2 separate regions of the Homo sapiens genome follow, and region 1 is linked to region 2. Evidence: read pairs that join two places in POLR2A ChIA-PET (ENCODE). Cell type or tissue: A673. All regions are shown on one strand. Each heading gives the region's core, and the rest is flanking DNA. Links, peaks and the distances in the headings are about the cores only. Region 1 overlaps BATF (basic leucine zipper ATF-like transcription factor). Region 2 overlaps MIDEAS (mitotic deacetylase associated SANT domain protein).

Region 1 (5,376 bases), core at 94-5,093, 1.8 Mb after region 2:
AAGTAAGATGTAGTTTTAGGGGAAATAATGCATCTTTCAGCTTTACAAGGAAACAGAGCAGACTGCACCAACAGCTCTGATTGGGTGCTTGGGTTTTATTTGAAATGTATTCAGCTTACACTCCATTGCACACTAACATTAAATTCACAGCTATTTGTTAACTTTTTGGAAAGAATGAATGAACAGAAAGTCTGTACTAACTGTGCTCAACAGTCTGAATGTCAAGTTTTTGGTGGCCCTGCTGCTTGTATGTTCTCCATGATTTCACTGTGTCCCCACATTCTGGTTTACCACCTTAAGCTTGAACATCTATGATCCTTACCTCTTTCTCTATCAGAGTCTGATTCTGATTCACTATTCTTTAGGGCAAGCAAACAGACCAATCAAAATTTAAAAGGATAAAATCTTCCTTGTGTACAAGTAGACAATGTCCTCAGACTGGCAAACTGCTGTAAGCTTTTTAAGTGTGTACCTGTTTTCTTAAGTGGAATGTAAGTATAGTTCGGCAGCTCAGCAGTCAGAACAGGGATTGAATCCCAGCCCTGCTGCCTACTATCTGTGTGACAGAGACGTTCTTGGCCTCCCTTGGGCTTGGTTTCCTTATCTAGAAAATGGAAAATGACAATAACTACCCTATACAGATCGTACATTTAAAGAGCCCAACACAATGCCTGTCATTCATAAATACTCAAAAATTTAAGTATAATAAGAGTAATAATAATTATCATAAGAAGCAAGATAATCACAAATTATACACACATTTTATATATATATGAAAACATATATACATTTTGTGTATATTTAATCACAGAAGCTCAGGGTTGAAAGGTTTCTTAAAGGCTAGAAAGTTTAGACATAAGTTTGATGCTTCAGACTTCTCTGCAACACCTCCAGCCAATGGTCCCATTGTATGCCTGGTCACTTCTAGGGCTGGAGATCTTCCTCTCTCCCAATTTATGAACAGAAGAGTCTTTCCTATGTTAAGCTGCACCCCTGTCTCCCTGTAAATTCAACTCACTGGTCTTCATCCAAACCCTTGGGGAACGTATTAATGAGGGTGACACAGATGTCTCTTTGCTGCGGCAAGGCTTTCAGCACTGAATCAGCTCTCTCCCTCTCCAAGACAAATGTCAGAGCCCAAAGAGTCAGCTCATCTAATTATACAAGTCATGTGACATTAGGGTAATCTCTAGAGCTTGAGGGTCCACAGAGCCCCAAGTCATATAGTCAACATATCCATAGCCACACCCCAGCCTCAGTTTCTAGAATGTTCCAATCTTCCCCACATCTGAACACAGATTCCTCCTCCACTGCTTTCTTTTGAGCACCACAGCATCGTCTTTACCTTTTGCCCAATGAGTAGGTCGCAGCGGAGTTGATGCAGCAAGCCTGCGGACTGCTGCCAATGCAACTTATGTTTCTTGGCTTCAGGTAGAAGCTTTTGGCAGCAACGTGTTCAATCTGCCCTACATCAAATTAGCTGTGGTTTGACATCTTCCTTTCCTCCGAGATGACAATCACCTATCTTCTCCATCCATTATCCTCTTAATTATGTCTGAGATTCAGGTGAAAAGTCTTCTGGTTTACCACCAGTGTCAGGGCTCAGTGTGTGGTTTGCCCTTGACTCCTTTCCATGCTTGGCTCCACATGCTGGGGTTGTTCTCTGGCCCTCAGACATGGCCATAGGCCTCGCCTACCAGTGCTTTACAGATGAGGGTTTGGGAGCTACTGAGAGTACCATATCAAAAAAGGACCACATTCCTATTAGGGTTCTAGCCTCATATATACTGGTATGTTTTCTTAGTTTCAACTGCTGTCACTATTATCAACCTTAAAATACTGAAACAATTATCTTGTTCCTCTAGTGAGAGTGTGGGATGCTTACTATTCGACATTTTCAGCATCTATCCTATAAATGGCTGGCACCAAGACACTGTACATCGATTGCTTTAAAAATTGACAGAGTAGGGAGAGAGCCTCTTTTTATGATTGTGTTATAAATCCCTGGCCTTGACTATCTCTGACATAAAATGGATCGGTGATTCCTTTCGTAATTGTGACATCAACAAACAATCTAATTCTGTTTTAATTCTCCTTTTGTTGAGCATCTCACACAAGCACCCTGCACACTTAGTTCCTTTTCTCCTGCAGACAACTGTAGGGTTCATTGTATATAGTACAGATGTTGATTAAAAAAGAGAAAGGCATAACTTGACCAGTTAGTTTCTAAAAGATATCAATAGCTAATAAGTGGACCTAAGATAATCAGCTGAAAAATTATTTGAAATAATAAGAGAATGCAGTCAGCTTCTAAAATTAAAACAAAATGTAATAACGTTCCTATATGCAAAACATAACCAATTAGGAAATTAATGGAAGGAAAGATCCTGTTTATAATACCAATGACAACAGCAAATGGAAGGAAGGAATAATTTAACAAAAATTATGAAGAGTGTATCCTAAATGATTTTTAAAAGATTCAAATAATTGGAAAGATATACCTTATGTAAAGTTAGCAATTTTCCTTAAGTTAATTGATAAATTTAATGAGATCCCAATAAAAAACCCAATAGGGTTTTCTGGGATTTGGGCAAGAACTAGATTAGCTATTCTAAGTTTCCAGTGAAAAAAAATCATATGACAATTGCCAGGAAAATTCTAAAGAAGAAGTATAATGAAAAAAGATTAACTGACCAACATATTAAAGTGAAACACAAATACAGAAATCAAAACAATGTGGAAAAGACAGAACATTGAACAGGATAGAATATGGAAACAGACCCAAAAACAAATTCAGATTTTAAGACCCAAATACATATTTCAACTCCTAGGACACAAGTATAAATACAAAATGGGCTGGGCACGGTGGCTCACGCTTGTAATCCTAGCACTTTGGGAGGCCAAGGTGGGCAGATCACTTGAAGTCAGGAGTTCGAGACCAGCCTGGCCAACATGGTAAATGTTAAATTTTTTAAAAAAAGGAAGCTAAAGAAACTTGAAAAGACAAATAACCATTAAAAATTTATCTTGGAATGAGGAATTATTTTCTAAATAAAACATAAAACCCTGAAGCCATAAAGGAAAAGATTGATATACATTACTTTTATTCATAAAAAGTAAAAGTTTCTTTATAGATCAAAATACTGTATGCAAAATCAAAGGCAAATGACAAGCTGAGGAAAAATATCTGTAATACATATGACCAAAAAAGGTATGTTTACTTACTATATGAGAGAGCTCTTATGAATAGGAGATGATTAACAACCCAAAAGAAAAATGAACAATGGGCCGGGCGCGGCGGCTCACGCCTTAATCCCAGCAATTTGGGAGGCCGAGGCGGGCGGATCACGAGGTCAGCAGATCGAGACCATCCTGGCTAACACAGTGAAACCCCGTCTCTACTAAAAATACAAAAAATTAGCCAGGCGTGGTGGCGGGTGCCTGTAGTCCCAGCTACTTGAGAGGCTGAGGCAGGAGAATGGCGTGAACCCGGGAGGCGGAGCTTGCAGTGAACCAAGATAGCGCCACTGCACTCCAGCCTGGGAGACAGAGCGAGACTCCGTCAAAAAAAAAAAAAAAAAAGTAAAGAAAAATGAACAATGACTATGAATAGGCAATTTACAGAAAAGAGAAATAAGTGGCAAATAAATGTGTGAAAAGATGGTAGACCTTATTTAGTTAGGAAAATGCCAATTAAAGCAGCAGTGAGGCTGGCAAAGATGAAACATGTTGTTGATACACGATGTTGCCAAGGTAATGGAGAAGCAGGCACCATCACACACAGCTAGTAGTAGAGTCTGCATAACCCTGGTAGAAGGCAATTTGCCCACGTCCATTCAAATTATAGGTGCACATACCCTGCGACTCAGCAATTTGACATCCAGGAGTGTGTTCACAAACAAATCCACACATCATACAATTCTGTACATGTAAAGATAATCATTGCTGCATTGTTTCTTATAGGAAAGACTGAACATAAGCTAAAAAAATCCACCAATAAGGGATTCAATAAATTATTGTCCATTCTGTGGAATATTGCAGATATGTTAAAATAATGAGTTACATCTGAATGTGCTAATCTGGAAGGATTATCACTTCTGTACTTTAAGTTAAAAAGGCATAAATATAGTCCATAGTTTGCTACCATTAGTTTTTTAATTTAATGTTTTATTTATTTATTTATTTTTTATTTTTAGAGACAGGGTCTCACTATGTTGCCCAGGCTGGTCTCGAACTCCTGAGCTCAAGTGATCTGCCCTGCCCACCTTGGCCTCCCAAAGTGCTGGGATTACAGGTGTGAGCAACAGCACCCAGCCCCTTCTGTGTTTTTAATAAAAAGAAAAAGTTACATATATGCATAAGTATAAATGCAAACTTTTTCAAATAGATTATAAAAAATTGTTAATGATATTTATTTCTGAAAAGTAGGACTAAAGATCTAAAGCAAGAGGGAGATACTTGGCATTCTTTACCTTTTATACAGTTTGGGATTTTTTATCACATGCTTTTATCTTTATAATATAGATATCAAAATTCTCAGCATTGATCATTACCACACATGCATTAGGAGGATTTCTTTTCTAATTTTGACATCAAACATTGAATAATCTTCCATCACGACATGGAAGAGTATTCAATCTTGACGTTATCTTTTGAACATCATACATAAATATCTCAGCCCTTGGGAGAACCAACTGTAAGTTGGGATTTGAGTGACTCTAAGGTCCACAGTACTATATGATAAAAGATGGCAAATCCGTTTCCTTTGTGTAGCCATCTTGGTTGGTTGGTCATGGCTATCTGGTGCCGTACAGCTGGAAGGATTTCAAGTCAAAGACCAGGATCAGTGGAAAAGAGAGCTGAGGTCAATTAAGAAGCTTTATTCATGAAAAGGCTAAAATCAGTGGAGTTGCCGGGAGCAGTGGCAAATAGCAGTGTTAGCCCTGAGCCGAGCTGTTGACAAGTCATATCTGGCCTGGTGGATGGAGCTGAAAGCAAGTGAGAGTAACAGCCAAGTTTGAAAGCTTGAGATTTAGGTACTGTCTTAGATGGAAGTGGGCCAGGTGCTTGCCTGGGGCTGCCTCCTGAAGGAGTCTCACACCAGTATAAGAAAAAAGAGAGGTTTACAGGCTCCAGGGATGTGCTTTGTCATATATGACAGAAAAGTCATGAGTATAAATTATGCATTAAATGAAGCTTTGAGCTAACACTGTGAGAAATACGGTATTTACAATTGGAGAAAAATTGAGTAATGGAGGAAAAGATGTTTGGGTAGCACTATTGTTCTTGGCCTTCTGAGGAGGCAGAGAAGGATGCTTACGGTCCTATTTCACTCCTGGAATTCTTTTGCTCTCTCTGGGAGACCATGCCATAATG
Region 2 (5,376 bases), core at 316-5,315:
GAGGGCCCCCTGCCCTTGGAGGCTAATGCTCCAAGCTCCCACTCTTATAGCCTGGGCAGGCCCCACAAGCTCAGCACTAGGAAGAGGGGAGTCAAAGATCATGGGTCTGTCACCCAAGGGCAAGACAGGCCCAAACTGAGTCTCCAGGCGAGTCAGTTCTCTGAGCTGTCTTAGGACAAAGTCTAAACTCCCTGCCCTGTCCACAAGTCCCTGCAGACCTTGGCTCCTGCCACCTCTCTCGACAGTCTGTGCTTGAGCCAGGGCCTCCAACGTGTTCTTCTCGCTTTGCTTCCAGGTCTTTGGCCAGGCTGTACCCCTTCCTAGGACACCTTCTCACTCTTTTCATCAGGCCAGGTCCTATTAATCCTTCAGGTTGCAGACACTGCTTCCACTGGGAAACCTGACCCCAGAGCTGAGACAGGAGCTGAACTACAAGCCCCTATAACACACTGTATATGGCACACTAAATCCCAGGTGCCTGCTTTGTCATCCCCAGCAGACAGCAGGCTCCACGGGGCAGGGTTGGCAGACCGTTGTACCTTGGCACTTGGTTTGTATCTGCCTGTCAGGATGCTCATTCAAGACTGCGCCCAAGGTGAGTCAGAGCCACACCTGGGCAGAGGCGACACAGCCCGCATTCCTGCCCTGGGCTCCTGCCTGCTCCTGACTTCTGGGCTCTCTGGTGCACATGAGAGCTCCTCAAGATGCTGGGATGAAGTGAAAAGGCCCAGCCCGGGATCCCACCCTACCCCTGGCCCCAGGCCCTCTACACCTATGTGGAACACAAGTCCTTCTCCCTGCTGGCCCACAAGCCACCTGCCCTTGACTGTCACCTGCTGCCCCACAACACATGCAGGCCAACTGGAAAAGTGCCAGCTCCACTGTTGCCCTCCACCCCACTTTTCTAGGCTTCTACCCCCACCTAGACAGTGGCCAGGGACACAAGCCTGTGGGTCTGTTTACCTCATGCCCTGACATGGCTGGACCTCAAGACACTAAGGTCTGGCCAGGATGCCAGGGAGCCATAACAAGTCCCTGCCACCCCCACCAGAGGAGCACAGCATGGCCCAGCTGGCCCCCTCATCTGGGCTCACATCCTGAAAAGCTCTCTCAGACATTCTGGGGTCTCCAGCTATAGCCAGACTCGGTAAATGGCCTGGAACTGCCATCTTGGGCCAGCTAGAGTTGCCCAGGCCCTAGACAAACCTTCCCTCTGGACCCCATCTGCAATGCTACATGCACCCCCACCAACTGGGACTTCACACAAAGGCCAGTGTACCCCATTTCTGCAAGCCACTGGACACATAAGCACTATTCTCAAGGGGTTTGCAAACAAGGAGGCTCTGATACAACAGACGTGGATCTGACTCCCACAAGTGTCATTTTCCCTGGGAGCATGAGAGAGCAGGCAAGAGGCCCTATGGTCGGCCCATTCCCAATCCAGACAGTCCCTGGACCATCACTTCTCTGGACTGAACTTCAGCTCTGAAAAGCAGAGCCCAGGCCAACAGGCCAGAGAGTCACGAGTCCCAGGGGTCTCAGCCATCAAGCTGCTCAGGATCAGAAGCTTGGCCAGGGTTCAAGCTGCCTGAAGTTTGAGCTTACACAGTAAAAATGCCAACCACTGAGATGCTTTTAAAGGGATGTGTAAGAGAGGAATCCTTTCAGGGCTTATGAGGCACTCTCAGGGCTCCGTCCAGTCTTCTACCTTGATTGCCTCCCTCCCCCATAGCCCCACAAATGCCCACAGGGTGTCCATGGGAAGCTGGGATAGCCAGGTTTGTTTTGCCAGGGGTGGGGGAGGTGGGGGCTGCTAATGCAGAGAGAAAACAGTCATGAGCAAAGCCAGAAAAGGATTAAGCCTCCAGGCTCAGCTTTTGCCTGCACTGAAGGGACTGCCTGCCTTCCTCCTAGGCAAAGGCCACGAAGAGTCACAGGCAGCCCTGGAAAACCCATTCCAACAGGACCCAGGGATCCCAGCAGGAGTAGGGTAGAAGCAGGCAGGTTTAGGCTTCCTCCGCAGGAGACTCAGCAGATGTTCCTGAGGCCCTCTGGTGAGGGCCTCCTGGGACCGCTGGGGTCCTTGCTCTGTCTCCTCAAAACAGTCTCTATGCCCTATACAGCTCCCACCACTGGAGGCTGCTGCACTACCTCCCTTCCCTTCTGGAAAGGCCTGGCTCCCCAGCAGGGCTAGAGCAGGGCTCTCTGAAGTCTGTGCCTGAGCACCCCAGTGCCAGACTCTGCCCTGGGCCAAAGATACAGATGAGGCCACTCACAGGGGCCTCCCTTGCCATTGCCTTGCCCTGCCCACTCCCCCACCACACACCCTCCCTGCTGCAGCTCTGCAGGTGGGCCTGCTGACCCTTCATCTGCTCCACAAGCATTTGCTGAGCACTTGCTGCAAGCCAGGCTCTGGGAGACACAGGAGACACAGAGCTTCCAGGCCGGTGGGGAGACAGAGAAACAGAAACACACGCTAATTATAATGCAAGGAAGCCCGTGCAGGGACTAGGGGTAAGTGACCCCTGGGGACAGGCAACCCCTGGGGGAGCTCCCTGACTTTGAGCCTCCCCTAGAGCTGTTCCTTCTGCCTGGAAGCCCTGCCTCCACTCTCACAATCTGCTTTCCCTCAAGGCCTACCTCCTCCAGCTGGCCCTCCAGCACATATTGTTGTCACCCATTCTGAATCTTCATGCTCTTATACCACTATCCAATAATGCTTCTTCAATTCCCTTCTGTTCCTGCACAGAGCCTGGGAGCAGCAGGGCCTGGAGACAACATGATCCAAGACGGAGGGCAGTGGACTGTTTGTCAGGTAACCAACCAGATGTCTGGTCCAGGAGCCGCCACTCACTGGTTCCTGCCTTTGAGGAGCTTAAGAGCCTGGGGTGGGAAGAGACCTGTATCCAGGGACCAAAGAAACACCTTTGTAAAAAGCAAGTGCCACCAGGACTAGCTGCATGCCGAATATGCGAGAGTACTGCTTATCTGCATAACCACTTATTTCCAACTGAGAAACGAGAAAGGCTGGCTCTGAAAGTAACTTGTCCCAGTTCACAGAACTCATGACTGAGGAGTCAAGATTCAAATCTAAGCCTCCTGACCCCAAACCAGGTCTCTCTCTGTCACTGTGTCAATACCCGTCTGTGTGGATGTCAAGCAGTGGTTCTTAAACCTCAGTGTGTGCAATAAAACCCACCCTGAGAGACTAGTTCATGGGTCTGGTGGGGTGGGGGTCGGGGGTGGGAAGAGCACGATGGGGAATCTAGGATGCTTCACAAGCAGCCAGGTGGTGCCCATGCACTGGAGCAGGGGAAGGGCTAAAGGGCCACAGCCTGGCATAGTGAAGTTTCCCAGGACCCACCACTCCCCATTCCCCAAAGGCACTACCTGTCAGAGTGCTATGGCCTGCCCAGGAGACATGAGGGGTCGCACAGAGCCCTGAGGGGACTCTGCTCTCAGCCAGTCCTAGGGTTAACTGTGGCTCTTACCACGCCTGGGACCCAATTGAGTGCCCATGTTTACTGAGCACTTACTATTTGCCAGGCACTGTGCTAAGTCCATTGCAGGCAGCATTTTGTTTAACCCTTACTGTTCTGTGTCTCGTTATTTACAGACCAGGAATGGTATACTCAAAAATATCTATTTAACATAAAGGAAGACAGTAATAGAAGAACAAAAGAATAAAAAAGACATAAGACATACAGAAATCAAATCACAAAATGGCAGCATAAATCCTACCTTATCCATAATTACTTTAAATGTGAATGGATTAAATATCTAAAAGGCAGAGGTTGGCAGAATGGACTTTTAAAAAAATATGCAATTATATGGCAGAACAGACTTCTTTAAAAAAGATGCAATTTCATTAAAAAAAGAAACACCCTTTACATTCAGAGATATAAATAGGTTGAAAGTAATTAGCAGGGCATGGTGACACACGCCTGCAGTCCCAGCTACTCGGGAGGCTGAGGTAGGAGAATTGCTTGAACCCAAGAGGTGGAGGTTGCAGTGAGCCCAGATTGCGCCACTGCACTCCAGCCTGGGCAACACAGTGAGACTCTGTACCAAAAAAGAAAAAAGAAAGCAAGGGATGGAAAAAGAGATACCATTGTAAACAGTCACCAAAAGACAGCTAGAATGGCTATACTAATATCAGACAAAATATGTGGTGGCAGGCACCTGTAATCGCAGCTACTCAGGAGGCTGAGACAGGAGAACTATTTGAACCTGAGAGGTGGAGGCTGCAGTGAGCCAAGATCGCGCCACTGCACTCCAGCCTGGGCAACAGAGCTAGACTCCGTCTCAAAAAAAAAAAAAAAAAAATCAGACAAAATAGACTTTAAGACAAAAACTGTTATTATAGACAAAGAATATTTTATAATGAACAAAGTGTCCGTCCCTCAGGAGGCTATACCAGTTATAGACATGCATGTACCTAACAACAGAGCCCCAAAATACATGAAGCAAAAACTGTCAGAATTGAAAGGAAAAAATGAACAACTCAAATAACAGTAGGAAACTTCAATACTCTACTTTTTTTCATGTTATTTTATACATACACATGAGAGAGAGAAAACACTCTACTTTCAACAACGAACAGTACGACTAAATAGAAGATCGACAAGGAAATAGAAGATTTAGACACTATAAACCAATTAGACCTGGAAGACCTATATAGAACACTCCACCTAACAACAGCAAAATACACACAAATACACACTCTTCTCAAGAGCACACAGATACTGCAGCTGTAGGTGAACTGTTTTTTTGTTTCTTTTTAAAAAAGAGCAGGCCCGGCACAGTGGTGCCTGTAATCCCAAAATTTTGGGAGGCCAAGGCCAGGAGGATCACTTGAGCCCAGGAGCTCAAGACCAGCCTGGGCAACAAAACGAGACCGTGTCTCTACAAAAAAAAAAAAAAAAAAAATTAGCTGCGTGTGGTGGCCACTATAGTCCCAGCTACTCAGGAAGCTGAGGCAGGAGGATTGCTCGGGCCCAGGAGGTTGAGGCTGCAGTAAGCCGTGTTCATGCCTCTGCAATCCAGCGTGCATGAAAGACCAAGATCCAGTCTCAGAAAAAATAAAAAATACATACTTTTTTATATATTATATAATATAATATATATATAAAATATATATATGTATATTTATAGCACAAGGAACACTCTCTACAATAGATCATCATTAGGCCATAAGACAAGTCTCAACAAATTTAAAGGGACTGAAATCACTCAAAGTATGTTCTCCAATCAAAACGGGTTGAAATTGGAAATCAATAACCGAAGGAAATTTGGGAAACTTACAGGAAACGAAGGTTAAAAGTAACTTGCCAAGTTCTCTCAGCTCAGAAAGGCCCCTCCCTCCTCAGCCCATGT

Evidence for each region. ChIA-PET counts read pairs that join two places held together with the same protein. Peaks named below come from ENCODE experiments on the same cell type or tissue, not always from the same donor. Only the 100,000 strongest peaks of a DNase experiment are listed, where the experiment ranks them.
Region 1: POLR2A ChIA-PET joins it to region 2 with 6 read pairs; 3 of 35 experiments call an interaction of 5 or more read pairs at or near these places.

The regions. Positions count from the first base shown.
Region 1 is chr14:75,526,498-75,531,873 of GRCh38, forward strand. All of the region lies in intron 2 of BATF (basic leucine zipper ATF-like transcription factor), which reads left to right. Among named protein-coding and RNA genes, the nearest start is that of BATF, 6.7 kb to the left of the region's middle. In A673, for the core only: no CTCF peak of the experiment used is centred there; no DNase peak of the experiment used is centred there.
Region 2 is chr14:73,744,462-73,749,837 of GRCh38, forward strand. The region is part of intron 1 of MIDEAS (mitotic deacetylase associated SANT domain protein); the gene reads right to left. It overlaps LOC124903345 (a long non-coding RNA gene), which reads left to right. Exons shown (of 3, transcript XR_007064264.1): 3 at 2,750-2,984. Among named protein-coding and RNA genes, the nearest start is that of MIR4505, 12 kb to the right of the region's middle. RefSeq lists enhancers at 2,001-2,515, 2,516-3,029. In A673, for the core only: a CTCF peak has its summit at 2,121; no DNase peak of the experiment used is centred there; H3K27ac peaks cover 2,368 bases.